2 separate regions of the Homo sapiens genome follow, and region 1 is linked to region 2. Evidence: read pairs that join two places in POLR2A ChIA-PET (ENCODE). Cell type or tissue: GM12878. All regions are shown on one strand. Each heading gives the region's core, and the rest is flanking DNA. Links, peaks and the distances in the headings are about the cores only.

Region 1 (16,090 bases), core at 4,641-12,640, 160 kb after region 2:
ACATGCCCTGTCTTCTCTCAAGGATGTGTGAAGAAAATTGCCTGCCTTAAACCTTGATGCTGAGTGGGAGCCAAAATGTTTCCTCTGAGAACAGGAACCACAAGCTAAGCTTTCAGTAGAATTCATATAACAGACTAGTCTGAGAAAGCCTCAGCCAAGAATTTTGCTTGAAACAGTCCTGGTTGATAGTGTTCCTAGGTACATGGTAGAGCAAACACAAATCCTATGTAAAAGAACTCTTCTTCAGTATTGGCCTCAAATAATTTTGACAGTTTTCCATCCAAGGAATATGAGCTCCCAGTTAAAATTTGTAAAAATGAAAGGATGCAAAACACCAAAAGAAGAGCCAGCAGAAAGGAACTATGAAGACCAGATAATAGAATTAACATTTAAAAAACTGTGCATGCTGTGTTATAAGCAATAAAAAGGGAGCTGAAAATATAAACAAAGAATAAACCTATAGAAACTATCTTGATTATTTGAAAAATAACCAAATAGAATTTCTAGAAATTAAAAAAGGTAATTGAAATTTTAAAAATCAAAGGATAGACTTCAGAGCAAACAGGGCATAACTGAAGAGAACTGGAAGATACATCTGAAAATGTAACCAGAATGCAAGGAGGAGACAAAGCTATCAAGGTTAGGAGGCAAGGAGACTAGGATAAGGAGGACTCAGTCATTTGTAATTGGGGTTAAAGAGAGAAAACAGGAAGAGTAATATTGGAAGGGATAATGGTTGAAAAAAGTTTGCAAAACTAAAGGAAGACAGCTATCCTCAGATACAGGAAGCCCAGTAAATCCCAAATAGGATAAACAAAAAGAAACGTAAGGCTATCTACAACAAAAACTTGCAGAATACTAAGGACAAAATGATAACCCTCAAAGTAGCTAGAGAGAAAAAACAGATTACTTATGAGAGACTTATAGTTTATTTCCCAGTAGAAATCAGAAAGCATTGGAATATCTTTAATATGCTAAGAGAAAACATTGGTCAATCTAGAATTTTAGACCTATTAACCATGTTCCACAACACTCTTACTCTTATTTTCTGTTTTTTCCCTTCTTTTTTCCCCCTTCAAGCTTCAATCTACCTTTGAGTTCATTAACCTTTTCTTCAGAGTTTTTTTATGTTAATTCTAGCCAGTGAATTCTTAAAATTCAATATAATATTTTACAGTTCTAGATCCTTTTGATTCTGTCTTATGGGTTCCAGTTCTCCGTTGAGCTACTCTTTCTTTTCTTTGCCACACAGATGATAGTAATTTTGAAGTCCTCTGTCTGCTAATGCCAGTAGTGTTAGTATCTCTAGGTCTACCTCAACTGATGATTTTATCTCATGATTACAGGTTACCATTTTTTGCTGTTCATGTTTAGACTTTGTTAGGAGATTTTTTTTTGGTTTCTCCCTCAGTTGTAATGTATAGGCCTTATTCCTAGGATATGATTCTTACCCATAGGACAAAGCCTTTTTGTGTAGTCTGAATATCAACTAGTATGCTGCAATTCATTTCTGCCACTAACCCCCTGGAGTTAGCAGACACCCTAAGTTAAGGACTCAGTCCTCTATAAGACTGCTCTCACTTCAAACGCTAACCATAGGTTCAGGGTTCCCCCAAGTCACCTGCATTTCTGACCTACTGACTATAAATTCTTGACTATAAACACTGACCATAAATCCTTTCCATGACACCCTTAGGTTTGATAATTCATAGAGTGACTCACAGAACTCAGAAAAGTTCTATATTTTTGACTACCATTTTATTGTAAATGACACAGATGAAGCCAAATGAAGAAATACATAGAGCAAGGTCTGGGAGGGTCCTAAATGCAGAGCTTCCATGCCCACTTCCCATGAAATCAGGCTACATTGTTCTCCTGGCACATCAGTGTGTTCACCAACCAGGAAACTCTTCTGAGCTTAGGTGTCCAGGGCTTTTATTGGGATTTTATTTTGTAGGTATTATCACTTTAATGATTGGCCGGGTAACTTTAATGATTGGCCATGTAATCCAGCTTCCCCTCTTGTCTTAGTTAATTTTCTGGTGCTATAAGGGAATACCTGAGACTGGTTAATTTATTTATTTTTTTAAAAAAAGAGGTTTATTTTGGGTCATGATTCCAGAGGCTCAGGTTGCCAAATCTGATCATCTTCTGGTGAGGGTCTCATGCTTCATCATAACATGGGGGTGAGCTGAGTGCTTGCCAAAAGGGCAAATGCAAGGACAGCCTCACTTTATAGCAACTCGCTTTTGTGGTAATTAATCCAGTCCCATGAAGGGGAGGACTCCCACATTCATAAGAATTAACCCAGTCCTGTAAGAGCAGTGTTAATCCCTCTTAACAACCCAATCACCTCTTAAAGCCCCCATCTCCCAACACCACCACACTGGGGACCAAATTTCTAACACATGAATTCTGGGGGACACACTGAAACCATAGCATTTCACACCTGCCCCCCAGAATTTCATGTTCTTCTCACAATGCAAAATACAATTATTCCATTCTAATAGTCCCAAAGGTCTTAACTTGTTCCAGCACAAACTCAAAAATCCAAAGTCTTACCTATGAGCAGCTTGTGGAATCAAAATGAGTTATCTACTTCCAAGATACAATGAATGGACAGGTATAAGATAGACATTTCCCTTCTAAGAGAGAGAGAGAGACAGACAGACAGGCAAGAAGAAAGGAGTATCAGGCCCCAAGTAAGTCCAAAGCCCTACAGGGAACAACATTAAGTTTTGAGGCTGCAGAATAATCTTCTTTGACTCCATGTCTCACACTTCAGCTCTCCCAGAATGGTGTTGCATGCTGTAGCTCCATGGTTCTGAAGTCTTTATGGTGATTCCATTCCCATGGCTCTACTAGGCATTACTTAATGGGGGCTCTCTGCAGTGGCTCAATCCTTCTGACAAGTCTCTTCCTGGGCCCCCAGGGTGTTCACAATATCCTTTGAAATCTGGGGGGAGGAAGCCATGCCCCCATATCTCTTGTATTCTTCATGCCTGCAAAATTGATGCCACTTGAATGTCACAAAGGTCAACTTGTACTTTCTAGAGCAGTGGCACTAGCTATACCTGAAGCTGTGGCTGGGTTGGCAGAGGAGTGCTACGCTGGAATGTGGGGAACAGAGACCTCAGGAGGCCCTGGGAAGCAAGCCTGTGGAGGGTGCCCTGGGCTCATTTCCTGAAACCATTCTGCTCTCCTATGCCTGTGGGTGTATGATGCAAGGAGCAGCCTTGAAGTTCTCTGAAATACCTTCAAGATCTGTCTTCTATTGTCTTGCTTATCCCTTCTGTCTATACTAATCTCCTTAACAAAAGATTGCTGGACCACATCTTTGGTTTCCTCTCCTGAACACACTTTTTCACTCTTTTTTTTTTTTTTTTTTTTTTTTTTGAGACAAAGTCTCGCTCTGTCAGCCAGGCTGGAGTGCAGTGGCATGATCTGAGCTCACTGCAACCTCCGTCTCCTGGGCTCAAGCAATTCTCCTACCTCAGCCTCTCAAGTAGCTGGGATTACAGGCACGTGCCACCACGCCTGGCTAATTTTTGTATTTTTAGTAGAGACGGGGTTTCACCGTGTGGCCAGGCTGGTCTCGAACTCCTGACCTGAGGTAATCCACCCACCTTGGCCTCCCAAAATGTTGGGATTACAGGCATGAACCACTGCATCCAGCCACTTTTTCACTCTTTATGTGGCCAGCCTGAGAATTTTCCAGGTCTTTCCACTTTGCTACCCTTTTGATTATGAGTTTCATCTGTAAGTCACTTTTTCCTCTCTCACTACTTAATGTAAGTGGTTAAAAGTAGCCATATAATAGCCTGAATACTTTGCTGACACTTAGATATTTCTTCTACCATATATTCTAATTCATTGCTCTTAAGTTCTACAGTCCATAGAGCCCTAGGGCATGAACACAATGTAGCCAAGTTCTTTACAACTTTATAGTCTTTACTCCAGTTTCCAATACCTTGTTCTTCAGTTCCATTTGAGACCTTGTCAGAGTGGCCTTTACTGTCCACATATCTGTGAACATTCTGGTCATGACCATTTAGATAATCTCTGAGAAGTTCTAGACTATCCCTAGTTTTCTCTTCTGCACCTTCACCAGAATTACCCTAAATCCTCCATTCATGGCAATATAGGCTTTTTCTAGCATTCACTTTTTTGGAACAATTTTGGAACAATTCACAAAATTGTTCCATTGTCTAGTTCCAAAAGCTGCTTCAACATTTTCAGGTATTTGTATAGCAGTAGCCCCACTTTTTGTGTCAATTTTCTCTTAGTCCATTTTCTGTTACTATAACTAAATACCTGATAGTGGGTAACGTATAAAGAAAAGAGGTTTGTTTTGGCTCACAATTCTGGAGGTTGAGAAGTCCAAGATCAGGCAGCCACATCTGGGTGACTTCTGGTGAGGGCTTCATGCTGCATCATGACATAATATAGTAGGGAAGTGGGTGGGTGTGAAAAGGGGAAAACTCAGGGAGAAGCCTTGCTTTATAATAACACACTCTTGTAACTAATTCAGTCCTGTGAGAGCAAGGACTCACTCACTTCCTCGAGAATTAATCCAGTCCTGCGAGAGTGGCATGAATCCCTCTTAGTGACCTAATCGCCTCTTAAAGACTCTACCCCCAACACTGCCACACCAGGGACCAGATCTCACGCTGGAATCTTGGGGAGCACTCTCAAACCATATATGGGAGCTCTTTTTGTCCAGAAGTCAGGCTAGCTCTAAGACCTAACCCTCTACTCACATGGTTGATATTTCTGGTGACCAGCCCCTGTCCTGAGCCATCTCATCTCTTAATGTAAACTCAGGTGTGATATAAGGGTGTGATATAAGGTGTGATAAATAATAAAGATACTCCTATTACTCCAAGGATTTTCTCCCTTTCAGAAACCAGGGACAAATACCAGTCAAATTCTTTATTATACCACTGGGTCTCCACTGCCCAAAAGCTCAGAGTATTTACCAAGCTCTCTATACTTTGACTGGGCCAGAATTTCACCTACTCAGTGCTATACAACCTGTAAAATCTCTGTTGAGCTCTTAGCTCCCCAAATATTTCCAGGCCCCTGAAATCTTGCTGCTGTTCCTACAGCTTAGGATTTAGTCCGGGACCAAAGAGAAACCCTATTCAGGCTTTTGGGGCTCCTTTTCTGTAAGTTGCTCTTATCCTGAGCTCAATTCCAGTCTCAGAAATCTCAGACTTTGACATCTTTTTCTTCTGCCTAGTAAGACTGCTGCTCTCTACTTGAGCTCCATTTCCCTGTGACAAGGTTTGGGCCGTGAACCCATTAAAAACTACCCTCAGGAAGAAAACGGGGGTGAGTGTGGTGCTCATCTCGTGTGTTTTCTTTCTTTCAAGAATAGCAGCACATGATGCCTGCCTCCAGGGCCTAGAAAGAATTGTTTTACTGTTCTAGTCCAGCTGTACAGTGATTTTTAAGTCAAACAACAGCTATTTTATTGAAGCCAGAACCATAAGTTGCCAATGTTTCCTCAGTATAGAACTTTATACCATCAAATATCTTTGAATAAAATTTTAAAATGGAGACATTTCTGAAAAAAAAATAAAAGATTTTTAACACACCTTCATTTGTGGCAATTTTAATGGATGTTTTCCAACAGGAAGAATGGAAAGTCTAAGATATAAGAAGCAATAATGAGTAAAGAAAGTGGCAATATTTGGGTTAATATTTGGGAATTAATTTAATTTTAATTAATTAATTAAAAGTGGGAATATTTGTGTTAATCTAAGTATTAATTGCTTGAAATAATAATGTCTCATAACTTTAAAAGTTTGGCAGAAAATATGTGAAAATATAGCAGATCAGTCAAAAAAGGACAACTTCAAATTTTTGTACTGAAATCCTTGTATAGTTGAGAAAAAGAAAAAAGATACCTATAAACTTAATTTTGATAAGTATAGAGGGTAAAAATGTCTAAGGAAACCACTAACAAAGCATAACTTTCAAGTTTAGTAGTAGACAATAAATGAAGTGAGAAAAATATTCAAAAAATCTAGGAAGAATTCAAGGGAGAAAATGAAAAATAGAAAAGGCAGAAAAAATAGAAAATACAAAATATTAGCTTTAAATTCAAGTATATTAGTAATTACAATAAATGTAAACAAACCAAATGTTCCAATTGAAAGATAATAGTTATCAGAATAGAAAAAAAAGGCCCAGCTATTTGACAAACAAACAAACATATCTAAAATACAAGGATAAAGGCTGAAAATAAAAGATGAAAAACAATATTCCAGAAAAATAGCAGAAAGAGCCTGGTATAGGTATAATAAAGTGAAACACAATATAATAGAGGCATAAAGCATAACTAGAGAGTAAGAGGACCACTAAGTAATAATAGATTAAATTCACCAGGAAGATAATAACTATTCCAAGTATGTATTTACCGAGTAAGATCAGATTAACATGTAAAGTAAAAATTGACAGACTTATAAGGAGAAATAGATAAGCTCATGATCACAATGGGAGCTATTACATAATCTTAAATAATTCCATTAGAAGAGAAGAAAGAGGCTAGGCATGGTGGCTCATGCCTGTAATCCCAACTCTTTGGGAGGCTGAGGTGGGATGATTGCTTGAGGCCAGGAGTTGGAGACAAGCCTGAGCAACACAGTGGGACCCTGTCTCTACAAAAAGATAAAAAAATTAACCAGGCATGATAGCACACACCTGAAGTCCCAGCTACTCAGGAGGCTGAGGTGGGAGGATCACTTGAGCCAAGGAGTTTGAAGCTGCAGTGAGCTCTGATGGCACCACTGCACTCCAGCCTGGTGGCAGAGCAAGGAAAAGAAAAAATAAGACAGGACCAAAGTTGATGAGTTAAACATCTCCACCTCACAATGTTAGGAAAAGAGTAGCAGAGTAAACCCAAATAAAGTTGAAGGAAGGAAGTAATAAAGAACAATAATAAAAAGGAATGGATAAAATTGAAAAAAAAAAAGTACAACAGAAAGGTTCAACAAAGCCAAAGGCTGATTTTTGAAAGAACCAATAAATCTAACAAAACTATGTCAAGAGTAATAAAGGAAAGAGGAGAGAGGGAGGAGGAGGGAATAAATACACATATCAGAAATGAAAAGAAGATGTAATAATTAAAGCTGCAGAAATCAAAACAATAATAGAATCTTATTTCACCAATATATTTGAAAGCTCTGCTGGTCAAATTTCCTGAAAAAAAAATTTGTCCAAACTCACTTCAGTAGAAATAAAAAACCTAATCAGTCTTAGCATCATTCAAGAAATATAATCAGATTTCTAACTGGAAATCTTCCCACAAAGAATATGTCAGATCCAGATATTTTACCAGTGGGTACTAACAAATTTTCCAACAACAACAATTTTCATCTCATATGAACTACTCCAGAATCCAGAAAAAGTGGGTATATTGATGAGAATAACATAAACTTGACACCAAAACCTGGTAAGAATGTTTTTTTAAATGCCAGTTTGTACATAAATACAAAAGTCCTAAGCAAAAATTAGCAAACTATATTTAGCAGTCTATTAATAAAAGATAAACCATAACAATTTGGATTTATCTCAAACTATATTTGTTTGCCACTAGAAGTCTCTTGATGTATTTCACCACAGAACAATTTTAAGTGGATAAGTCATATAATCATCTCAATAGATATAAGAAAAGTATTTTAAAAATCTAATATCCATTCATTTATTAGTGTAAGAAAAAATTCTTACACTAGGAGAACCAAATAGAAGGGAACTTCTTTAACTTCAAACACCATTTTTTTTAAACCAGTAGCAAATAATAAATGTATTTAGTATATAATGCGAGCAAGGTTTTTCACTGTTAGGAAAGGGTTTTACAGATATGGAAAGTGGGAAGTCTAGAATGGTACATTTGTTTTCAGATGGGAGTTGGAAGTATCAGTTAAGTATTGCTTAAAGTTAAGAGTGTGTGTGTGTGTGTGTGTGTGTCTGTAACATTCTCTAGCTCTGTGTGCTGAGAAGGCACAGAAGCAGTGATACTCCAGTAGCAATGTACACCCCTAGCAGCCAGGTTTTCCACTGAAGGGAACTAAGCTTCCTTGAGAAGTGGGGAAATGGAGCAGAAAAAGTATACAATGAATCTGGAAGGTTATTTGGTGTCAGAAAAATAAAGCAGCGCTCAAAACATCATGGGGACTTGTCAAAACGATACAATAGTCAACTTAAAGGACTCATGCTGGCCACATCTGGACAATTTGAGCTTTAAAAAGAAAAAAACATGTTAATGGATTTGTGGCATATTGTATGTTTCAAAGCTAGCCACAACAGTATCTTCCATTTCACATATTCTTCTTACAATGTGTCTTTGACCCTCCTCTTGTTGAGAGGCAGGGTCTATGTCCCCTCGTCTTGAACCTGGGGACTTTTGTGGAAGTGATGCTGTAGGACTTCGAGGCCAAATCGTAGATGACAGGGTAGCTTCCACCATGCTGGCTGGAACACTCATGCTGGAGCCTAAGCCACCATGTCAACTGTCTAACTGTCCTGAGGTCCCTGTGCAAACTAGTCCATGTGGAAGAACCACATGGAAAGAGCCTGAGACAGCCTGAAAAGAGAAGAATGCCACATCAGCCCCCAACAGCTTCAGCTACCATCTGACAACAACTGTGTGAGAGGCTTCTGAGCTGAATCCACCTGGCTGAACCCTCCCCAGATATCTGACCTACAGAAATATCGAGAAATAATGCAACGCTTGTTGTTGTTTTAAGTCACTACGTTTTGTGGCAATTCTTTGCATAGCAATAGGTAATCATAATAGATTGGGGACAAAAATATGAGATGACACCATGACAAAACCTCAAAACACCTGACTTTGGTTTTGGTGGCAGGAGGCATTGAGACTGCTGGTGAAAGCTTGCAGGGGCTGTGAGAGCGGGCTGGCAGAGTCCTGAGGAGGCTCTCAGTGGGCACTTAAAGTCAAGGGAGGAAAATGTTCCAAGAAGTTGGATGGAAGAACCCTGGATGTGGGGTAGTGGGTGGTTTAATAATATTGTCACCTCTGGTAATGCAGTAAGATAGGAAATATGCTAAATAAACTTGATGATTCCACTAAAGAGGCTATCAGACAGAACTTAGAAAGTACCACCAGATTAGTTTTTTTGTTTGTTTTTTTCTTTCTTTTTTTTTTTTTTTTTTTGCCTATGTTAAAACATGAGAGGGAGAGGTGAGCTGGAGGACAAACTGTTAAATATAAAGGAGCCAAGACTCACCAGGCTTGAAAGTCAAACTTGTTCCATTTCCAGCCTCTCAAAGGTGGTGAAAAGTTGTCAAATTAAGAAAAGATTTCAGGTCAAAAAGAAAATCCATGAGGGGTACCTATAAGGTTCTTTGTTAAAAACCTCAGAAATATTCAAGGTATCATAGACTCTTCCATCCAGGAAAAAAAGGAGGACTTTTACAGATCTTAAGGTGTGCCTTGCTGCTGAACAACAGGGCTTCTAGCATCTTAAGAGCATTGTCCCATAGGGAGCCCAGGAAATGGTAGGGTTTATCTTGAAGAGATTTGTGAGTTTGGCTTTTCTTGGAAAAAGTATGTATTAGGGTTCTCTGCAGAAACAGAATCAACAGAGAGAGAGAGAGAATGAATGAGTGCGTGTGTGTGTGTGTGTGTATGTGTGTGTTTAAAAATGTGTTTATTTTAAGGAATTATCTCTTGCAATTGTGGAGGCTTGGCAAATCCAGAATCTGATGGGGTAAGCTGGCAGGCTGGAGACCCAGGGAAGGGTTGCAGTTTGAATCTAAAGGCCATGTCTGCTAGCAGAATTCCTTCTTGCTTGGGGGAGGTCCATTTTTGTTCTATTAAGGCCTTCAACTGATTGGATGAGACTCACCCACACTATGGAAGATAATCTGCTTTACTCAAAGTGTCGCTATTAAAATGTTTACCTCATCAAAGAAAAAAAAAAAACCTTCACAGAAACATCCAGTAAAATGTTTGATGAAATATTTGGGCTCTATGACCCAGCCAAGATGACACACTAATCACCACAGAGTACATTGTAAACTGATACACTAAAAGAATGCAAGTTTGTTTTTTCAAAAATTATACAAGCTTAAACTGTAAGTGATAGAGACAGTGCAAAATGAAGAGGTCCCTGAATGTCCTAACTTCTACAAGAAGGAAGCAGGCTGAGAAAACTACTTAACATGGGTTACTTTGTATGGAAAGGAAGAAAGACTCAAAAGGGTGGAGCCAAGAGCCCTGGAGAATTATTCCTGGAGTCGACCGGAGCCCTAATCAAGGGACTAGAAACAAGTACTGGCTAAATTGCAGAACTGCTATGCATCAGCACCTGATGTGTGCCTCACATTTTCTCCCTTTTTAAATGAAAATATCTGTAGAAGTTGTCCTGTGCCGCCCCACTGTTATGCATGGGCCTGTGGAGTGAGTGTTTACAGGTCTTCAGATTCAGAGGAATGGTGTGCGAGGAGCTGAATCCTAGGAACCTCACATGAGAAGTCTTGTCTGAACCTGGACCTGATTTAGATAACAGATAACCTGATTTCGATCCTGGATTTTGTGCTGCTGCACTAATAGATTTGGGGATATTAGAGAGAGGATTATTGCATATGGGAGGGATGTGAATTGTGGCCAGAGGGTGGATCATAGCAGATTGATTTTCCAAAGATGGCAGCAGCAATATCTCTCATCACGCATATCCTTATAACATGAATTTGACCTTTCTTCCATGTAGAGATGGGATCTATTTCCCCTCTTGAATCTGGGCAGGTTGTAACTGTGGCAGATGTGATTCTATATGACTTCTAAAGCTTTGTCATACAAATGACAAATCATCACCTTGCCGGCTAGATTGCTCACGGTGGATCCCCGAACCACCATATAAACAGTGCCCTGAGGTTACCATCTTGTGAAGGAGCCCAAGTGAGCCAACATGTAGAGACCACGTGGAGATGCTCTGAGGCCACACGAAGAGAAAGAGAGACGCTCAACAAGCCCCCAGCTGGCTAGCCCCCCGCTCTCCCAGCTCTGGCTGTTGTCTGACTCTAACCACATGAGGGACCCAGAGCCAGAATCACTTAGCTGAGTCCATCCCAAATTCCCAACCCACAGAAACCATGAAAGATAATAAAATAAGTGTTGTGTCAAACTCCCAGGCTTTTGAATGGTTACACAACAAAACATAACTGGAAAATAATTATAACACACTGAATAAAATAGGAGTGCATGAGTCCCTACATACATAAATGAATAAATAAGTAGATGGACATAAAGGAAAGCTCTTCCTGGTAGAATGCCAGATAAGAAATATAGAAGGAAAGATGGAGTTAAAAAAAAAAAGTCTCAGCAGATACGGAAAACCAACAGTCAAAGTTTGATGAGGAACAGAATATTTACATATTCTGCAAGTGTTTCTCCACACATTACTTTTTAATTACAAAAGGTGGATATAACCTTAACCAAGCAATTAAAGCTAGCATCACCAATATTGGGATGAATCAACATCATATGCCTCTTGATGTGATATACTAAGAAGGACAAAGTGTCAATTCTTTGGTATTCCTGTGAAAAATTTATAACTTGAATCTTAGGAGGAAACATCAAACAAATCCATGTTGAGGGACATTCTACAAAATAACTTGCCTGTACCCTTCAAAAATATTAAGGTCAAGAGACAGAAAGGCTGAGGAACTGTTCCAGATAAAATGAGACTAAAGAGACATAACAACTAAATGCAATCTGTGATCCTGGGTTCGAACCTGGACTAGGAAAAAAAAAATAGATATAAAGACATTATTGGGATAATTGACAAAAATTGAATATGGACTGTGGATTAGGTAAAAGCATCATAACAATGCTGATTTCTACAGTTATACTGTAGGAGGCTGTGTTGACCTCAGGAAATATACGCTTTAGGATTAAAGGCACATGGGGCTTTAGCTTGTTCTCAAATGGTTCCCCCCAAAATACATGTATGTACTGTGTTTATATATGTATAAATATATACATGTATGCCTATATATTTATATATATATGTGTGTACATATAGATACACACACACTATATATGTGTGTGTCTCTGTGTGTGTGTGTGTGTGTGTATATATATATATATGTGAGAGAGAAATGATAAGCAAATGGGGCAAAATGCTAAATCTGAGATAAAGTATAGGAGATCCTTATACTATTCTTGCTATTTTTCTGTGAGTTTGAAATGATATCAAAATAAACATGAGCAGGATGAGAGCACCTGCTATCTCACTTCTATTTAATATTGCACTGGAGGTCCTAGCTAGTGCAGTAAGGCAAGAGAAAGAAATAAACAATATGAAAATTTGAAAGAGAGAAACAAAACTGTGATTATTCACAAATGATATGGTTGTGTAGAAAAGCCAAATGCTCTGTGAATACATTACTAGGATAACTAATATCTTTTAATAAGGTTGTTAAATACAAAATCAACATGCAAAATGTAATTGCTTATCTGTATAACAGTAACAAAGAGAAAATGTAATTTAAAATTGATACCACTACTGGCATCAAAAATATAAAGCAAGAATGAATATAACTAAAATGTGTAAGGTCCTCATGGAGAAAAAATTATGAAACTTTGTTGAAGGGGCTAATTAATTAATAAGAAGGTCAGTATTGTAAAGGAGTTTATTCTCCCCCAAAATGAACAGTGTATTAACTTGTTATAGAAAGTATATGAATGAGTGTGTGTAATTTGACAAGCAGGTTCTATAATTTATGTGGAAACCAAAGGACCAGAAATAATGATGGCCACCCTAAAGAAATAGCACAAGACACTGCTGGTGAGAGCAGAAGCTTGTGCAACTCTTTTGGGAAACAGTTTGGCTTTATTTAATACAGCTGAAAATGCCGTACTCTAGGAACCAGACACCCCACTCCCAGGAGCAACCTCTCATAGAATCTTTTCCATATTTGCACTGGGAGACATGAACAAGAAAGTTCTAGCACCTCTGTTCATAATTTAAAATTATAAACAATTTTAAGATCTAGCAACAGAGGAATGTATAAATTCTAAATTGTGATATAGTCTACAGTGATAAAGAATATAGCAATTATCCTATAATAATATATAGAATATAAAGAGATAGATCTGGAATACTATACCCAGAGTGAAAATGAATGAATTACAGTTACATGTAATAAAATTGATGAGTCTCAGGCACATAATATTTGGCAAAAAGAAGCAATGACAAAAACAAGTAAAATTATTATACATAAATTATACATGGATAATCACTGTATTGTTATTTTATATGCCACATATACTTTATAACTACTTTGCTTCTATTCATAAGTTAATTTTAAATAATTTTAAAGAAATTTTAAATATTTATTATGGCATTGATTATAATAATAAAGTACCTTTAAATGTCCCCCAAAAGTAATTGACTGAAATAATGACAATACAATCATGTCATAGCATACTAAACAAATATTTAAAACAATGTTACACCTTTACAAATATTTTGTTGAAATAGAAAGTTGTTCACAATATGCTGTTAAGGGAGGAGGAAAGCAAGTTCTAAAAATAGAATGTACTGTAGGTTTCCAGTTTCTAATCTGAATAAATAAATAAATGAGATAAATATGGAAGAATATAGACTAAAAATTGAGGTTTATTTCTGACTAGTCAGTTGGAATAATTTTTCTTTCCTTCGTTATTATCTGTATTTTCTAATATTTTCCCACAATAAACAGATACTACTTTTATAATGGGGGTAAAATCTGATGCTAACCAGAGACCAGTGCATGCCTTTCCGTCATGTGCTCAGTTCATTCATTCATTCACTTGCTTATTCACCATTCCGTGTGTATTTGCAGAGGATCTACTGTGTGTGAGAGGCCCTCTGCTTGGTGATAGCGAAAGAAAGATGAACAAGGCATTGTCCCTACTCTGGAGCAGTTCAGTCTCTCAGTCTCTGTGTAAATAATAACCTAGTGCCATATGCACTATTATGACACAAAACGACGACACTCATTAGTATGAGAATGTTTACTTCCTCTTCACTTCCTTCAGTCCACCAAAGAAAATCCCATAATTTCTAACCCAATTTCTATCCCCCTTGTCCTAATCTACTTGGACTGCTATAACAAAATGTCATAGACTGGGTGGCTTAAGCAACAGACATTTGTTCTCTGCCGAGAACAGCTCGGTCGGGGAGACCCTAACCTAGCAGCGCTAGAAGAATTAAAGACACACACACAGAAATATAGAGGTGTGAAGTGGGAAATCAGGGGTCTCACAGCCTTCAGAGCTGAGAGCCCTGAACAGAGATTTACCCACGTATTTATTAACAGCAAACCAGTCATTAGCATGGTTTCTATAGATGTTAAATTAACTAAAAGTATCCCTTAAGGGAAACGAAGGGACGGGCAGAATTAATTGCAGCAGGAACATGCCCTTAAGACACAGATGGCTCAGGCTTTTGTTTGTGGCTTAAGAATGCCTTTAAGCGGTTTTCCGCCCTGGGCGGGCCAGGTGTTCCTTGCCCTCATTCCCTTAAACCCACAACCTTCCAGCTTGGGCGTTATGGCCATTATGGACATGTTACATTGCTGCAGAGATTTTTTTAATGGCCAGTTTTGGGGCCAGTTTATGGCCAGATTTTGGGGGGCTTGCTCCCAACAGTTCTCACAGTTTTGAAGGCTGCAAAGTCCAAGATCAGGATGCTGACCAGCTTGATTTCTGGTGAGGGTGCTCTACCTGGCTTGTAGATAGCTGTCTGCTTGCTCTGTCTTCACATGGTAGAGAGAGGGAGAGAGTTCTCTGTGCCTCTTCTTATGAGGCCAACCATCCTGTCAGATAACCCCCCTCCTTACGACCACAGTTAACCTTAATTACCTTCTTGAAAGTCTTAATGCCAAATATAGTCACATTGGGGATTAGAATTTCAACATACGAATTTTAGGCGGGGCACAATTCAGTTCATAGCACCCCTTTTTCCTTCTTTTCTCATTAAGAGGCAGGTTGGCTCACATATTAAAAGGATGAAAAGGAGGTTGCATGGAAAAAAGGAAGGGAGTTGCAGAGAAGCTGGGAGTGAAGAGATTAAGACAATTTTGGGAGAGATGCTGGGGACAGCTGGGGATGTGATGCTGGGGACAGCTGGGCGTGTGAGGGAACTGGGGGAGAAAAGAAGGGATGTTATCAAATGTCTCCATGAATTAGGTATTTGTATCCTAGTAACCATTTTTGAAAAAAGCAAGGAAAGAATTTGTGTTGTTAAAATTATTTTTGACCTTGGGGCTATGTTCCTTCAACCACATTATTCTTCTGAGGCTGGACCTTATGAGTTCTGAATTTAATGGTTCCACAATAATAGTCATCATGGGCACATGGAGGGCAGAGCTATCTGAAACTTCATCACTAGGCATAAAAGTAACAGGAATAGTGTGAAGAAATACATCAGAATATAAGGAATTCATTACTGTAGTTAAATGTATTAGAAAAGATCCACTTTTTATCCTGGAACTCAGTTTGCCCCGTGCCTGGACTTGTCCCAGAGTTAGAACCAAATTCTAGAAGGCAGAGAAGGCCTCGACTCACTGGAAAACAGCAGAGGGAATTTCTTACTGACCTTTTCTTAAACTCAAGTGACAGAAAAATAATGTGCATCTGATAGTTTAGGATGATTTGTTAGCTTTAACATGGAGTCTCCACTATTTCATAGGAGACTCAATTTACTTATTTGGTTTTTTTTTTTTACAATCAGGTTTTTTTTAATACAACCAGTTTATTTTCCAGGTGATGGGTTCTTTGACTTCCTTGAGTCCAGAACTATAAGCCAATAACTTTCTGTTTATTATAAATTAGTCTCAGATAATTCTGTTATAGTAGCACAAAACAGATGAAGACAAGTAGGTGCTGCAGGAGAATGTTAGGCCCAATGTACAGTATTAGGCCTGAGGTTTCAGGAGGAGATGTAGATGAGGAGCACTGCAGGAGGAGCACTGCAGCAGGAGCAAGGACTCGGGGGAGCCAGAGCTGTGGGAGCACCTGGAGAGAGAAGTTGGGGCAGGAAAGGGTGATGGGGCAGGATGAAGACTCCTCAGG
Region 2 (16,090 bases), core at 4,258-12,257:
TTCAAGGAATCCATAGACGAATTTCTAACCTGGTAATTAAACATGCCTCCTGGGAGTACAGATGGGAGGGCCCTGAAATGCAAGGAAGCCTCCCCAGTGCCCGGGCCTCAAGCAACACCTGAAGCCTGGAATTAAGGGAAGCACTGTGCAGAAAGGGCTCCAGGCAGGCATGAGAGGAGCCCTCTCTGCAACCCAACTGGATGGCTGCAGCCTCTGGAGAGCTGCTCTAGCCTGGTGGCCCTCACCCCACAGGGTACCCTATGGGGCCTTACAAACTTTACCAGCTTCCTATACTTCCTCCTCTGAAGAAAGGTTTGTTTAGTCCTCAGAGCACAGCATCCCAAAGCCAATTCACTTCATCCTTGAGGCTGAGAAAAGGAAAGGGCTTTCTCAGGGCTAATGGAAGGAGTAGGATTCAGATGCAGAGCTCTGGGCTCCAGGCTCCTGTTCCTGACCCAGGCTACAGGGATGCTTTCCAAGCCAGCTATAGCCTTCCTCCTTCATGTGCATCATTCGTTTTCCCCAATTGTTTGGCGCTATTTGGTTTTATTGTTGCATTTAGGTCCCAGAAGATGATTATGTTCCATGAAATGGAGTGATTGATTGACCTTTTGAAATGTCAACAGCCACTGCTGGCAGGCTCCAGAGGATTTTGTGGGCCTCATCAGCCTCCTAGACCATGTGATAGGCAAGACATCAGTGAGAGGGGAGCGTCCAGAGGCCGTGGAGCTTGGCAACTGCTGGTGGGCAGGATCCTGGAGGAACGGGGCCATGAAATCATACCTATCATATAAACAAATCCTGCCACAGGATTGTTAGGGAATGGGAGAGCAGCAGCAGGGAAGAGGTGAGTCAGGGAGCTGCCCAGTGCTCCTTAGCCAGGCACTAGTTTGGTCCTCTGACCACTCCTCTTTGTAGAAGAGGGAAACTCACCCAAGCCTTAGATTCTCATGGATGCTTAGCCCCTGATAAAAGGAATAACGTTGTGCTTATGACCTCATGATGATGCAGTGTGAGAGAGTGCCTTTACCTCGCCATCTGCATGGGTGTGGGCTGTGGCCTCCCGAGAGCCCAGTGGAGACATGATGAGCTGCCAGAGAATCATGGAAGCTGCTATTGGGTGGGGCCCGTCTGCACTGCCTTACCGCTCCTCCTCCATGTCATCCTGTCCCTGAGCAGTATTGCACGGTTTCCAAATTCAAGGGCTCTGGTATAGCAGGAGGGAGGGATGGGATGAAACCATCCTGTTTCTGTTGTGTTGGTTGGAGGTGGAAGAGCCTCGTGGAAGTGGGCTGGTCAGAAGTACATGCTTGTGAGTGTTTATGAATATGCAAGTCTGTAATTTGCACAGTAAAGGGTGGATGAAACATCCTTCTAGCAGTTGGAAAGGTCTGTCACATGGCATTTATGAAATTTCCCAGTACAAAAGATGGTCAGCATTCACCATGATGACTGAAAGCCTTCTAAGAGTCTTAAATGCCTTCAGTCTCATCAGTTATTAAGTTGTAGTGTATTTTATTTTACTCCTTGAAAAAATTGGTAATTCTAGTTAAGCAACTCTGGTAATTTTCTTTTAACTAAGATGTTTAATGAACCAGAACATCCTTTTGCTAACCATGCTTGGTAAAAGAGGTATCATCCATCAATTTTCCAGTATTGATCATAATGGTGATATACAAGTAACTAAAGCATAATGATAGGTATCATTTTTTGAATGCCAACTGTGAACTAGGCCCTGTGTGCTAAATAATTGATATGAATTTTGTTTTGTTGTTCCAATGACCCTATTAAGTAGGTATTATTGCCCGTAATTAACAGATAGGGTTTGGAGAGATTAAATAGTGCATCCAAGACCATACAGACCAAGGGACAGGGATAGACTTGATTCCATTTCTGTGCTCACCTCCTTCCTATTACGGTGCTATTGGACACCTACACTGTTGACAGACTTTATGGGAGCATTTGCAGGGATGCACTCAGCCCATGTATTGTAGCATAGTTGGGGAGATGGTCAAACACAGAGGAGAAAGGAAATGCAAACAAGGTTCTTAAGTTTCCTTGCCATTCACATGATTCAAATAGCTGAGAAGTGCTAGAGCCACAGTGTGTGTGTGTGTGTGTGTGTGCGTGTGTGTGTGCGCGCGTGTGTGTGTGTGTTGCAGGAGGCTTTCTGGAAAAGAAGCAACTTGATTTGGATCCTGAATAATGTGAGGGAGAGGATGAGTAGAGGGGAAAGGGCTCTGGATGGGAACTCAGAGGACCCATCACAGGGATGGAGAGATTTGAAGATGCTGCTCACGCAGGTACTGGGGTTCTGTTGTTGCCAAGTCCCATGCCCCTAGGCTGCTGGGTTGTCCCTGATGAATCCCCTAGGAAGATCCCTGCAGGATCACAGGAACGCACAAGGTGATCCTGGGTCTTGTGGTTGTCAGGGGTCCTGTGAGAAGGATTTATGGCCCAACTGAGGCAGCCCCAGAGCCAAGAGGTGAGCAGGAACCTGCACAGAGGCCTGGTGGACGCCAGAGCAGAGGAGAGCCAGGGTCCCACCATTCCAGAAGGAGGTGTGTGGAGCCTGCAGGCAGCCTCTGTGCCATTTCCCTGACTATGGCTAGAATTAATCTGTAAAATATATATTCTGGCTGGGCAAAATGGCTCACACCTGTAATCCTAGCACTTTGGGAGGCCGAGGCAGGTGGATCACCAGGTCAGGAGTTCAAGACCAGCCTGGCCAAGATGGTGAAACCCCTTCTATACTGAAAATACAAAAAATTAGCCGGGCGTGATGGCAGGTACCAGTAATCCCAGCTACTTGGGAGGCTGAGGCAGAGAATTTATTGAACCTGGGAGGCAGAGGTTGTAGTGAGCCGAGATTGTGCCACTGCACTCCAGCCTGGGCAACAGAGCGAGACTCCATCTCAAAACAACAACAACAACAAAAACATATATTCCACTAACTTTCACATCCCACCACAGACATCAGGCACTTAGCCAGTATCCAAATGCCTGTGCCATTTAGCTCCATGGAAGAAATGTCTTGTCACCTGCAGTTATAATTCCCAGGGAACAGGCAAATGCGTTTTCATGTTTCCATATCACAGATGAACCTTGATTCTGTTGGTGTCGCATCTTAGAGCAGTAGTGGGTGTGCCATTAGGATCTGGTGTGTGACCCAGCTGACACCATGCCTGAAAATAGCAGAGGTTACTGCTGGCAGAACTGGCCTTTTCCTCAGGCAGTCACCTGAAGTAGTGATGACAGGCATTGGGTACACCCCAGGGGGTGGAGTGAAGCCCACGCTGCTGACAGTATCTTATCATGCCCAGGCTGGGGAGCCTCACAGAGGAAGAGAATCCTTGAGCTGCTGTAAATTTGAATCAAGACATGCCCCTGGCCATATCCAGGTGTTACCTGGGTGCTTCTTACCTTGTAAGAACAATGGCAACCCGGTGCCTTTGAGCCCCTTTGATGAGGATGTAGGATTTAGGACTGGCATTCCATTTCCTAGTTCAATCTGAGCTGAATGTTTGTGGGTCTGCTTTCTGCCTGGGGGCCTGAACCCTTGGGTCACTGACCCCAGCCTTGGCCTGTAGGGAGACATGGGAACCATAAAGTTGGTCTCTTGGATCTCTGCTTATTGCTCTAGATCCTTCACTAGGGCTGTGCCCACAGCTTCTCACAATTGCCAGTCAATTCCATGAAGCTGTTTGTTAAAACAATTTCTTAGAACAATTAGCCAAAATAATCAAATACTAAAGTGGAAACAAGCTGAAACAAATTAGTTATGGGACTGAATTTCCCAGTTTCCTCCTCCATCACATAGACAGCTGTTTGCAGAACTCCAGAGAGGGCCCTCTGCTACCAGTCAAGATCTTGTCTCTGATGGTGTGGAGATGATAACCTCTTCCTATCCCCAGCCCTGTTCCCTGTCCCTCCACCCTCCCACCCCTAGGACAGCCCAGCCTCACATCCGTGTGGTGAGTAGCAGGTATCCACAAGTGTGTTTTGAACACACCAATTTTCCTTCAGAGGTTTTCTCCTATATTGCCTCTCAATGGAAAATCAAGGGGCCTGAGCGAAATGAAAATCAAGCTTTGCCGCCTGTGCTAGCTGCATGTCCTGGAGTGGCAGGAGCAGCATCCCTTGCTCGGCCCTGGAGTCCCCTCCTCTCTCTGAGGCTTTCCTCTCTGGAGGTTCACTAGGCTTTGCAGTTCAGGGGCCTACTTTTGTGCCCTCAGCGAGTTCCTGGCCTTCTCTTCCTGCCTGGGACCCTGCAGAGCCTCGTCTCATTATCTGTTTCTACAGCAGGCTGAGCCTGGGCATTCTTGCAGGTGCTCCTTTCACAGATGGCTCCATTTCCTCTCTGGAAGTTTCCTCAGGTACAAAGACTTTTCCATCCTGGCTGGCCCCTCTCTTCAGCCAGGGCAGACTGGTCATTTGCACAACCTATCTGACATTCTACGGAAGTGTCTCGCAAAGAACCGTCAGTTGGGCCTGCTGCAGTGATCGTTAATGGCCCAGATGGGTATGCATTTGGCAGAGACAGTCCTGGTGTCTAATCTGGGCTCTTGTCTAAGTGACAGTCCACAGAGAGATAGAGCCCTGGGAGGAGCCGACCCTGGCTTTGTAAATGCTTTCTCCTCCCAGCCCTTCAAAGTTGATGGCTATGCAGGAGCCCCTTTAAAATGATCTAATTGGAATGGTAACGGATGTAGTATTCTGCCACAGCTAACAGCGAGATTGGAATTTGAGGAGATGCAGAGACAAATTACCTCTGAATTCTCTCGCAGCCATAAAAGGTTTTTACTGTATAGTAATTTTCCATTCCTGCTGCAGGCATATTTGCATATTGCTTAACAATTTATCTCCTGTCATTTGTCAGATATTATCCATCTCCAGTTAATAAGCTAAGACAGGTCATATTAAGACTTTGCAGGCCTCTTGTGCTCCCCACAGTAGGTGACACGGCTCTCCTGCCCACAGGGCCTCCCTGTCATGGGAGCAGACAGATCACGGTGGGGCAGCATTGTGCTGTGTCTTGTCCACAGCATCTTCCACTTCTGTCCCCATGTAGGGAGAAGAGAGAGCGATGGGTATGTGCTGCCCTGTTTGCAGCTGTGTGCCTGGCACCTGTGGAGGAAGCTCCAGTGCCCTGCCTCTTCAGTGAGTGCCAGGCTCTGCGTACGAACAGCCCTGCCCTGGAATCTGCTCTCAGCTCTGGCTCCCAGGCTCTCCAAGATTTTACCTAACTCCTTTCCTTCCCTGGAACTCAGTCCTCAGTTCTCCACTTCTAGAAGAAGGATTCTAGAATAAGGCTAATTAACTACTTCTTTTATATCTATAAAAGCATACTTTCTTCCAAACCAAGGTTTCCCTGGAGCCCCAGTCTAGAGAACAGGCAAGTGGTAAGTGGTGTTGAAGGATGATGGAGGATGGGCCCTGTATTCCTGCCTGTTCCCACTCACCCCTCTTGCTCCCCAACACAGAGATGTCCCCAAGCCCCCGGACTCCGGGGGCCCCATGGAGCACAGTGTGAACAGGCCTGGAGGGGTATTCTTGGTCCTACCTCCTGCCCCAATGCTCTGAGGTTCCAGGGTTATTGGCTCATTTGTCCAGCACCTGCCGCTGGTCTGGCCCTGTGCTCAGGCCGAGGAGCCATAGCCTTCTCTAGAGCTTAAGCTTAAGATGCTGGGACTCTGCTCACTCTGAGTCTAGGATTGATACTAGGTTCAGTTGGCTATTGGTGGACAGATTTTGAGAGGAAAGAAAAATGGTTTGATGCCGAATGTGTGATGACATTTGCATAATTGAATTGAAATAGAATTAAAGGGTCGTATGTTTACACAGCGATGCTTCAAATCAGATTGCAGTGATGTGTGCTCAGTACTAAAATGTGTTCCTTAGGGACATGTGGATATCTGCTTCCCAGAATCTGTACAAAAGCTGGAGAGAAGTCTGGGGTGGGGGATGGTTTCAGGGGCTGCCTGTCAAGGGAGCAGATTGGTATTCATGACAGTGGTAGAGTTTACTGAGGATTTCCTGGGCGCCAGGACATGAGCTATGTGCTCTACATAGGTTTCCTTATGGAATGCTCACAGCATCAGTTGAACCCAGGCAGGGCTATCACAGGACCTGTTCTCTTGGCTGTTCTCTGTGGAACTGAGTGGGATGAGCTCAGGCATTTGCACGGGGCACACACTCATGCGTTTTATTGGGGAAAACACGCAAACGTGTTCTACTGTGTGCATTTTGTAAGGAACCCTATGCTTTTTGTGTTCCTGCTACAATTTCTAAGCTTGACCCCTTGCTGCTACTTTGATCTGAAAATGAAATATCAAAAGGTACCAATCAGAAGGTGTGTGCGGAAGAACTAAGAACCAGCGATGAACAGTAACAGATTATTGTGCAGTACTGAACTGTGTCCTCCAACCATGGTCACCTGCATTCCTCAGCAATGCCATTCAGGGAACCTGAGGCTGGCCTGTGGGGTGTGTGTGTGTGTGTGTGTGTGTGTGTGTGTGTGTGTGTGTTTCTGTGTCTTTCTGACTAGGTTCTCACCTGGTTTTTCTTTTCTTTCTTTCTTTTTTTTTTTTTTTGAGACTGACTCTTCCTCTATTGCCCGGGCTGGAGTGCAGTGGCGTGATCTCGGCTCACTGCAACCTCCGACTCCTGGGTTCAAGTGATTCTCCTGCCCCAGCCACTGGAATAGCTGGGATTACAGGCACCTGCCACCATGCCTGGCTAATTTTTGTATTTTTAGTAGAGACGGGGTTTCACTATGTTGGCAAGGCTGCTGTTGAACTCCTGACCTCAAGTGATCTGCCTGCCTTGGCCTCCCAAAATGCTGGGTTTACATGCATGAGCCACCATGCCTGGCTCTCACCTGGTTTTTCTATTCAATATGGAATGTCCCCCTGGGGCAGTCAACCTGGTCAACCCTGGACAGTTGTCAAAATTATGATAAAGACACTGTCATTTCTTATCTACACAAAATGGACCTAATTTTCCGCCTGCGTCTGAATGAGCAGAGAGAGGCCCGTCCTTCTCAAGTCCGTGGGGGCAGTTCTGCCTTTTTGTCATTCGACATTATCTGTGCATGGAAGATTTGGAGTCCTATGGAACTTCCAAATGAAGGCCGGGAATAACTTCTTTCTAAATGTATACCTGGGTCCCTTCAAAGACTCATCTTCACACTCCATTTAAGCCTTAGAAAGCCCAGTGAGGTAGGTCATGTGTTACCCCCTGAGTGGATGAGAAACCCGAGGCCCTGAGAGGTCACATGGTGGTTGGGATGGCAGAGCAGTAATGAGAATGAGCTGCCTGGGTTCACCTCTTTTGGCTCTGCCCCTTGGGGGCTGTTTGCAGTAGGTTTGGGTATCATTCCTGGGGCTGCACTCCATCCCGGAATACAGTGATACATCTGTGCCCTTGGCATAGGCAGAGCACCTGCCCCATCAGGCACACTCACCTTGCCTGTTGGAGGATGAGCAGACCTGTCGTGAGCAGAAACTTTTGGTGTGGTGGTTTGGTGTGGTGGCTTGGTGTGATGGTTTGGTGTGGTGTTTGGTGTGATGGTTTGGTGTGGTGCTTTGGTCTGATGGTTTGGTGTGGTGTTTGGTGTGGTGGTTTGGTGTGGTGCTTTGGTGTGATGGTTTGGTGTGGTGGTCTGGTGTGATGTTTTGGTGTGATGTTTTGGTGTGGTGGTTTGGTGTGTGGCTTGGTGTGATGGTTTGGTGTGGTGGCTTTGTGTGATGGTTTGGTGTGGTGGTTTGGTGTGGTGACTTTGTGTGATGGTTTGGTGTGGTGGTTTGGTGTGATGGTTTGGTGTGGTGGTTCAGTGTGGTGGTTCAGTGTGATGTTTTGGTGTGGTGGTTTGGTGTGGCTTGCTCTCTGATGCTACTCGATGTGTGGTTGAGGAAGCTCATCCCACCTGGCTGTTGATCCTGCAGCAGGGGCCTGAATGAAGACCGCGGGCAAATGTGAATCTGACAAGAAGTCTGGAGTTGAGTCTGGTACAACCGAGCCCAGGCTAGATTAGCTAAATTGTAGCCAACCTGCAGACCTGGAAGAATGAATGTTGTGTAAGGCACTGGGTTGTTTTTTTTTTTTTTTTTTTTTGAGATGGAGTCTCACTCTTTCACCCAGGCCTGACTACAGTGGCGCTATCTCGGCTCACTGGAAGCTCCACCTCCCGGGTTCACGCCATTCTCCTGCCTCAGCCTCCCGAGTAGCTGGGACTACAGGTGCCCGCCACTGCACCTGGCTAATTTTTTGTATTTTTAGTAGAGACGAGGTTTCACCGTGTTAGACAGGATGGTCTCGATCTCCTGACCTCGTGATCCTCCCGCCTTGGCCTCCCAAAGTGCTGGGATTACAGGCGTGAGCCACCGCGCCCGGCCATGGCACTGGGGTTTTTGAAGCTTTTGGTTATACAGTGAAAACAGACTAGCACTACTCCCTGGGGAAGTACCTAACTCTTCTGAGCCTCCATTTCTTTATGAATAAAATCAAAACACTAACACCAACCTCGTAGAGCAGTTGTGAGGGTTAGCTGAGGTAAGCACAGTTCTCGGTGTGTAGTAAGTACTCATTTCTGAGCAGGTGGAGTTTCCTCGGGGTGGTTTTTGATGCAAATGGTCCTTATAGCAGAGGGGGAGTGCCTGGTTTTTAGGCAGATGCTGATTCTGGCTAGTTTTGTTTCCTCCTGGCTTCCCAGCTCCAAATGGCCTGACTGGCTGAAGCAAGTGGAATCTAGCACAGATTCCTCAGGCCCTGTGTGGACACTGGTGAGCCTAAGTGACATCATACCAAGTCTCATGGTGAGGGCACCTTCCTTCCTCTTAGCTGTTTTAAATGTCATACTCTGCCCTCAGAAAGGAGGGGCTGGTGAGAGGGCTGGAGTCCAGAGGCCTGGGTTGTAGTGGGCCCTGACCTCCAGGACACCATTGACTGCCTCTCCTTCTGGCTGTATTGAGATGCTGTCCCTCAAGGCATTGGCTTGTCACTGTCATCCTATAAGCGACAGGTCAGAGCAGTTCATACTGTGGCTTCAGGAATAAATTTGCTTCTCTGAATAGAAAGCAAAGGTGGTGTACCTGAGAGCCGTGGGTCTGTCTCCTTTGAGGGAAACCCACCAGGTCTCACAGAACCACTGCCCGGCCTCCCGAGGTCTCGTTGTATTTTGTAGCTGTCAGCCCTTCCAGCCCAGAGGGGACTTTGGCCATTGCTGTGAGACGCTTGAGAGCTCCAGATTCTCAAGGAGCCTTTTAGGACGGTCCTGAGATCTCCTCACTTACCTAACAGGGAAAGCATCTCCCATGTATGGAGCCCTGTATCTTTGCAGATGCTGTGCCAAGCACGTTACACGCATTATCACTTGTAATAGTCATGCATTATTGCATGTAATGGTCACGCATTATCGCATGTAATGGTCACACATTATTGCACGTAATCATCATGCATTATCGCATGTAATAGTCACAACGGCTCCATCATGTTTGACAGAAGAGCAAATGGAGGCTGACAGAGACAGTGCTCCCCACCCACCCCACCAAGGTCACCTGGCTGATAAGTGGCAGAGTTGGGATTTGGACTCAGGTCTGTGATTCACACTGTACTCTTCATTGCCACAATGACTGTCCCTGTCTGTCTGTCCTTCCTTCTTTCCCTGGAGTCTGTCTGGTGAGGCTCAGCCCTCAGTACAGATGCTCTCCTGCCATCTCTGGAAGCTTCTGGCAGCCCCTGGCTTCTGGATCTTTTCCTCCTGTCTCTGGGGGTGCTGCTTGCTGCTGCCTGAATGATTTTTCGACGCGAGCAGGGTGTGGGTTGTTAAGTAAGGGTATGAAGTAGTTGCTTCCTCCCTGTGGCTTTGACTTTGATAGTCAGGGGTCAGAGGAAGCTTGCTCTGGTTTCTTTTATGAAAGCCACACATTCACAGTGATGCTTAATAAATCCTCATGGAATTGAATTGGGAAAAAAGAATCTGCCCTCCAGAAAATGCTAGAACCCAAGTAGAAATAAAGCTGTTCTATTGAGGATAAAGACTTGGAGATAAGCCCTCATCTATGGGAGCTATCTTTTTGGGGGTACTTCCCCTGGTGACAGGGACAGACACTGGGGGAGTACAGCGGGCACGTGCCCTCCAGCAGGAAATTATCTGTTGAGAATTGCAACGGGTCCTGGCACCTTGCTGATTTTGCCAGGCCATGCTGGTGGATAGTCTCACGTGAGGTTGGGAAAGTGGTGACCCTTCCTTGGGCCATGGCAACGGGCCCTCACTTTCCCCTGCCTCTGAGGGCCAGAGCCTGCAGAGGGGACTGCTGAAGCCTGCCATCTACATGGAGCTTTCTGTCATACCAGAAGGGGCCCATTTCAGATTGACTTTATAAATTCAGCCTCTTAAAAATAAAGAGATTCTAGCAAGTGGGGCTTCAGTTTTCACTCCTCATTAGCTGTTGATGTGTCTTGGGTTTTCTTGGGAAATTCATGCAAATGGAGAAGGTGGGGTAGAGACTGTCTTTTCCATTGCTTCCAAGACAGAGAGGATGAATGTGTATATTTGTCATTGGGAAGAGGTCAGCATGGTCTGGGGCAGGGGGAGGAACCTGCTGATCCCATACTGTGGCTGCCCAGTGTGGCTGGTGGAGAGGCTGCATCTGGAGAGTGGGCGCTGAATTGGGCAGGGCCGTGTTTCACCCGGGGTTGCCTGAGTTGATCCTGGCTGTAGCCCCACCGAGTCCTTCCTCAGGGTGGTAGATGGGAACAGCAGGATTCTCATGTGGTGCCTCCCAGCCCTTGGCCTGCCAGCAGTGTGGGCTCAGCACCAACAGAGAGCACATTTGCTGCTTATATAATATCCCTGCTAGTCACTGGCAGAGACAAAGAGGAGCACCACACAAAAGATGTGCCCACAGTTGCCATGGTGGTTTCCAAGCCCTCCCCCTACCCTCCACTCATTCCTCCTAATCGCCCTGTGTTTCGGGCACTGCGGCTGAGGTAGCTGCATTGTCTGGTCCAAGGACCTGACGCTAGGGTGTTGGGGCTCCTCTCCTACAGGCAAGCTTGGGGTCCATTTAGGCTTCGTGGGCCTCAGGCCATGGCTCAGAAAGGACAACCTCTCAGCCTCACACTTTGATGATTTCACAGCATAATTTTCAGACCCCTATCTACACAAGAGCATGCACACACCCCTGTACCCACTCGCATACCTAACACAGAGGCTGTGGGTGTCTTCATGGGGGCTGCCCACTGGGGCTTCCCCTCCTCCTTCCCCACAGCCCTTCTTGCCTAATCCAGATGAACTGGAGCCACCTGGGGAATCTGTCTATCTGTCCATCTGTTCACTTATCCACATGTAGTTATTCACTCAACAGATACTTTTGTGAGGGCCAGCCACATGTCAGAGAAGTGTGCAATGCAGAAATGATCAGAGGTGACCTTTTGGTAGGAGAGAGAGACACGACTCATTAAAATGAGATACGACATGCCAGAGGAGAGCCCAGATAAAGGGCTCTGGGGCTTCGAGGACAGGGAGATCAGGCAGGGGAATTCTAGGGTCAGGGTGAACATGAGCAGAGGCACAGGGCACAGGCCTGGGATGGGCCCCAAGGACCTGCAGGAAGGCTGGTGGATGGGGCGGATGCCCAGAGGATGGTCACAGGGCTTCGGCAGGATATTGAGGCAAAGCTCAGAGCCCCAGACAAAGCCAGGACAGCTGAAGACCAAAGATACCCCCCAGTCCCCTGCATGCCCTGAAAACCAGGAGTGAGCAAAGAAGGAGGAGAGAGGAGGTCAATATGGAAGTCAGGAGCGTAGGCTTCAGAGCCGGGCAGCCCTGCGTTCTCCCTGCAGGCTTCTACGGACCAGCCATGGGAAAAGGCTACTCTGCAACTTCTTTAGACGACACAGTGGGAATAAGAGCCACCTCACAGGGTTTGTGTGTGTGAAGAATACAAAGTACTGAGCACAGACTCTTTCCCAGAGTTTAAATGGAGATGGAGTGCTGGGAAAAGTGTGGCTTTATCTCAGAACAGAAGGAATGAGGGAGGTGGGCTGGCCTGATCAGGAACGGAGCCAGCAGAAGCAGACATTGGAACCTGGGCTCCACTTCATGGGAAGAACAGACCTTACTAAGGCTGGCCTCCATGGAGGTCACTCACATCTTTACTTCCATATTGTCCCATCTCCCCTTCCCACATTCTTACATACTCCTGGTTTGCAGGGAGGGGAGGGGGTTGCCTTTGGTCTCTAGCTGTCCTGGCTTTGTCTGGGGCCCCCTGAGGAGAGGAGCAGTACCTGGCTCTGAGCTTTGCCTCAGGATCCTGATGATGACAAGTTGAAAGAGCTTGGCTGAAGCAGGAGCTGGACTTGAATGTTGGGTTCAGTGGCATCCCGGGCATCTTCCTTACTGTGGCTGCTGTCCCCGTTAGGTCAGTGGTGTAAGGTCTCCAGCTATGACCTCTTTGGTCCTTGGGGAGGGGACTGCTTGAGTGGGAACTATGTTTATGTACAAATCCCTTGGAAGAAAATGATAATTTAAGGGGAATAAAGGTTCTGCTTGCTTTGACATTTGAGAAGGGAAACCTGCCTTCCCTTCTGACATTTGACATGTGGAGTTCTCTTTGAGCTTATAGTGTGGGTGAGGGTGCTTGCTGTTGTGCTGGGTGTCTGGGACCACAGATCACGAATGTGAGCCAGAACCTGGTATGCACAGTTGAGGTTAACTGTTTGCAACCATGAGGGAAAGTTGAGAATGTGCTAGCGAAGCTTCATTGCTGGTGGGTGCTCAGAAGCTGGTAGCTATGATGGCATTGATGATGACGATCATGAGGAAGCAGTGGCTAATAAAGAGGGTTGCAGTCAACTGCAACATGGCAGGCCTGGCAGGTCTGTTGTTTCACTCCCTATATCTGCTGGAAAGCCTCTGGGATGGGAGGGACCTGAGGATCCTAGCCCTCATCTGATGCCACAACACAGTGGCTGAAAACAAGGCATTATGGACTGAATGTTTGTATTCAGTCCCAATTTGTATGTTGAAGCCCTAACCCCCAAGCTGATGGTATTAGGAAGTGGGGACTTCGGGAGGCAGAGCCCTCATGATGGGATTAGTGCCCTTATAAAAGAGACAAGGGAGCTTGCTTCCTGCTCTCTCTGCTCTCTGCCATGTGAGGACACAGAAGAAGATGGCCATCTGCAAACCAGGAAGAGGACCCTTGCTAGACACCAGATTTACTGACACCTAGGTCTTTGCAGCCTCCGGAACCATGAGAAATAAATTTCTGTGGTTTAAGCCACCCAGTCTGTGGTATTTTTGTTGTGGCAGCCTGAAGAAACTAAGACATAAGATGAATGGTCACAGGTGCTAGAAGCAGGAACCCAGAGCACTAGGAGGGTACTGTGTGCTCCCACACAGAGCTCATGCTTATGTGTGTATGTGGGAGCATGCAGATCAGCTTCTGTCTCCCAGGCTAGGCTGTGAGCGCCAGGAGAAGAGGAACCATGCTGAGTTTCACAGTCCACGGTGCCCTAGCACCTAGCAAAGTGCTTGGCACATAGCGCATGCTCAGTTAATGTTTTGTGGGTGAATGTTGTTGATTGAGAGGAGGAGACTAAAGAATTTCTGTGGAGTGGAGGTGTAGAGGAGGTACATGGCAGATCGCCCAGGCAAACTCAGTTTTAGGCCCTCGGGTATATCTGGGCCTTTGTGGCACTCACAGATGGGGCCCACTCTGGGCCTGGGAGGACAGCACAGTCCAGAGGCAGCACCCTTTGGAGGGCAGGTTCTTGATCTCCTCTCCCAGATCCTGTCCCCATGCTAGGCACAAATTGCATCAGTTGATGCTTTTCATGGCTTTGCTGGGGATGGGAGGGAATATTTCAGTCTGGAATTTGAAGTCTTTGCACCTCCACATAGAATTCAGGTAAGGCTTATAGGAAGGTTAAATTTAGGTGTTACCTGGACTGGATTGAGTAATACCTAGAGAGCTGATAAGGTATGCCTTCTGGGCATGTCTGTGAGGAGGTTTCTGGAGGAGATGGGCATGTGAGTCTATGGACTGAATGGGGAAGAATTGCCTTCAATGTGGGTGGGCAACAACCAGTTGGCTGGGGCCCAGACAGAACAAAAAAGGCAGAGAAATAGCAACCCCCCACTACCTTGGAGTTGGGAAACTCTTCTCCTTCTGCCCTTGGACATCAGAACTCCAGGGTCTCCAACCTTTAGACTCCAAGACTTACACCAGATGCAGCCCCTTGATCTTGGACTTCCCAGCCTCTTGAACTGTGAGCCAAATAAACTTCTATTGTTCATAAATTAACCAGTGTCAGGTATTCTGTTAGAGCAGCACAAAATGTACTAAGACAGCTCATAATGTCTGGCACAGGAAGCACTTATCCATATCAAGGTGGCAGTCGGAGCCCTTGGGAGGTCAGGGCTGCAGCAACCAAGTAAATCAGTTTATCAATAAAATATGGCTGCTGACACTAATCCACGCCAGTTCTTCTCAAAATGTCAAATCAGAATCGCTCCTTCCCTCTGGGTGGGAACAGAGTACAATTTTCCTCAGGAGATGCATAGGGTATTGTAATTTGGGAGGATGCAAAAAATTTTTCATAATTGTATAATTTGTATATAATTTCTTGTAATAAAGTGTGATGATTATAGTTCTGTTCCCATAAAAGGCTCCCTAATCTTCTAATTATGAGAGGATGTTGTTTCAGCTCCAGAATGGCCCATCTTTAAAAGTTTTCTTATTTTTAAATGTTTATGAGAGAGTCAGTGTAAAGTTTGGATTCTGCTAGCTATATGCTTTTCAGTGGGGCTGGATCAGCAAAGCAGAGGCAATGGCCCTGTCAAGACCCTGTCCACCCAGAAGGGTGAGCCAGGAGTGAGAGAACTTCCTCAGTATGTGGCTGTGTTTAGTTCATACTCATTCAAAAAGCATTTATTGAGCACCTACTCTGTGCCAGGCACTGTTGTAGTTCTGCCATCATGGAGCACCCACATAAGGGTGAGATATATGTGGCTCAAATATTCTTATTAAGAAGCATAACATCGCAGCTGTGATGTGAGCAGTGGTGCAAGGTACACAGTGCAGCAGAGGCAGATGGCAGTGGACCTGACCTAATGGGAGAGGTCAGAGCAGGCCCCCTGAGGAAGTGATATTTGGTTGGGCTGTGAAGGTTGAGTAGGAAGTCATTGGATAATAAGCAGGATGGGGAGGTTGGAACCCCAAGTCAAGGGAGCAGCAGGAAGTGAGAGGGAGTCTGACCTGTTCTCTGCTCACTCTTGGAAGACACCACTTCTTCCTCTCACATCTCCTGTGGCCAGACAGGTAAGGATCTCATCTCAGAGAACATGGAATTTGTACCTTTGCTGGAGAGGGCAGAGCCCCCACAGCCCAGCCTCTTCCACCAACACTCTATTCAAGGGGTTCTCCGTGTCAATTTCTGTGCTTTGCAAGCTGTGCCTCCAGGAACTGAATCTAGCTCTTCTTGTACAAGCCCAGGCCACTGCCCTTTCTTACTGTGTCTTACCTTACTTAACAACAGCCACTATGCCATGCTTCACAGCCAGAGGGATCTTCGTGAGGGAGAGATCTGATCACATCACACCCCTGCTCAAACCCCCAGTGGTTCCCCGTAACCAAATGATGAAACCCACGCTAAGGCTCCAACCTCCTCCAAGATCCTTGTGGCCTCTGTTTCGTCCACTCCAGGCACTTGGCTCATCTTGGGGGCGTGAATGTGCCCTACTCATGCTGTCCTCAGAGTCTTTGCACAAACCACTTACTCTCCCCATAACACTTCCTGCCAATAGGACTCTGCCCTCTTATCCATCTGGCAGACTCCTACCCTTCCTTCCATTCTCAGTTTAAAACACCTCTTCAGGGCAGCTTCCCATCACTCCTGCTGCACCTCTCTTTCCAGCTCCTTGCTGTAATTCTCCATTGCATTTTACTATAGATGCTTGATCAGTATTTGTTTTCCCCCTCTGGACTGTAAATTCTATGAGACCAAGCACACATCTGTTTTATCTATAGTGTAGTGTGCTATTAATTTGTATATAATAGGTTGCACATGGTAGGTGTTCAGT

The links. ChIA-PET counts read pairs that join two places held together with the same protein. Peaks named below come from ENCODE experiments on the same cell type or tissue, not always from the same donor. Only the 100,000 strongest peaks of a DNase experiment are listed, where the experiment ranks them.
Region 1: POLR2A ChIA-PET joins it to region 2 with 5 read pairs; 2 of 35 experiments call an interaction of 5 or more read pairs at or near these places.

Annotation. Positions count from the first base shown.
Region 1 is chr5:133,533,812-133,549,901 of GRCh38, reverse strand. The region is part of intron 3 of FSTL4 (follistatin like 4); the gene reads left to right. Among named protein-coding and RNA genes, the nearest start is that of FSTL4, 71 kb to the left of the region's middle. In GM12878, for the core only: no CTCF peak of the experiment used is centred there; no DNase peak of the experiment used is centred there.
Region 2 is chr5:133,691,906-133,707,995 of GRCh38, reverse strand. It overlaps a transcript of FSTL4 not described here. Among named protein-coding and RNA genes, the nearest start is that of FSTL4, 87 kb to the right of the region's middle. In GM12878, for the core only: no CTCF peak of the experiment used is centred there; a DNase peak (open chromatin) is centred at 8,605.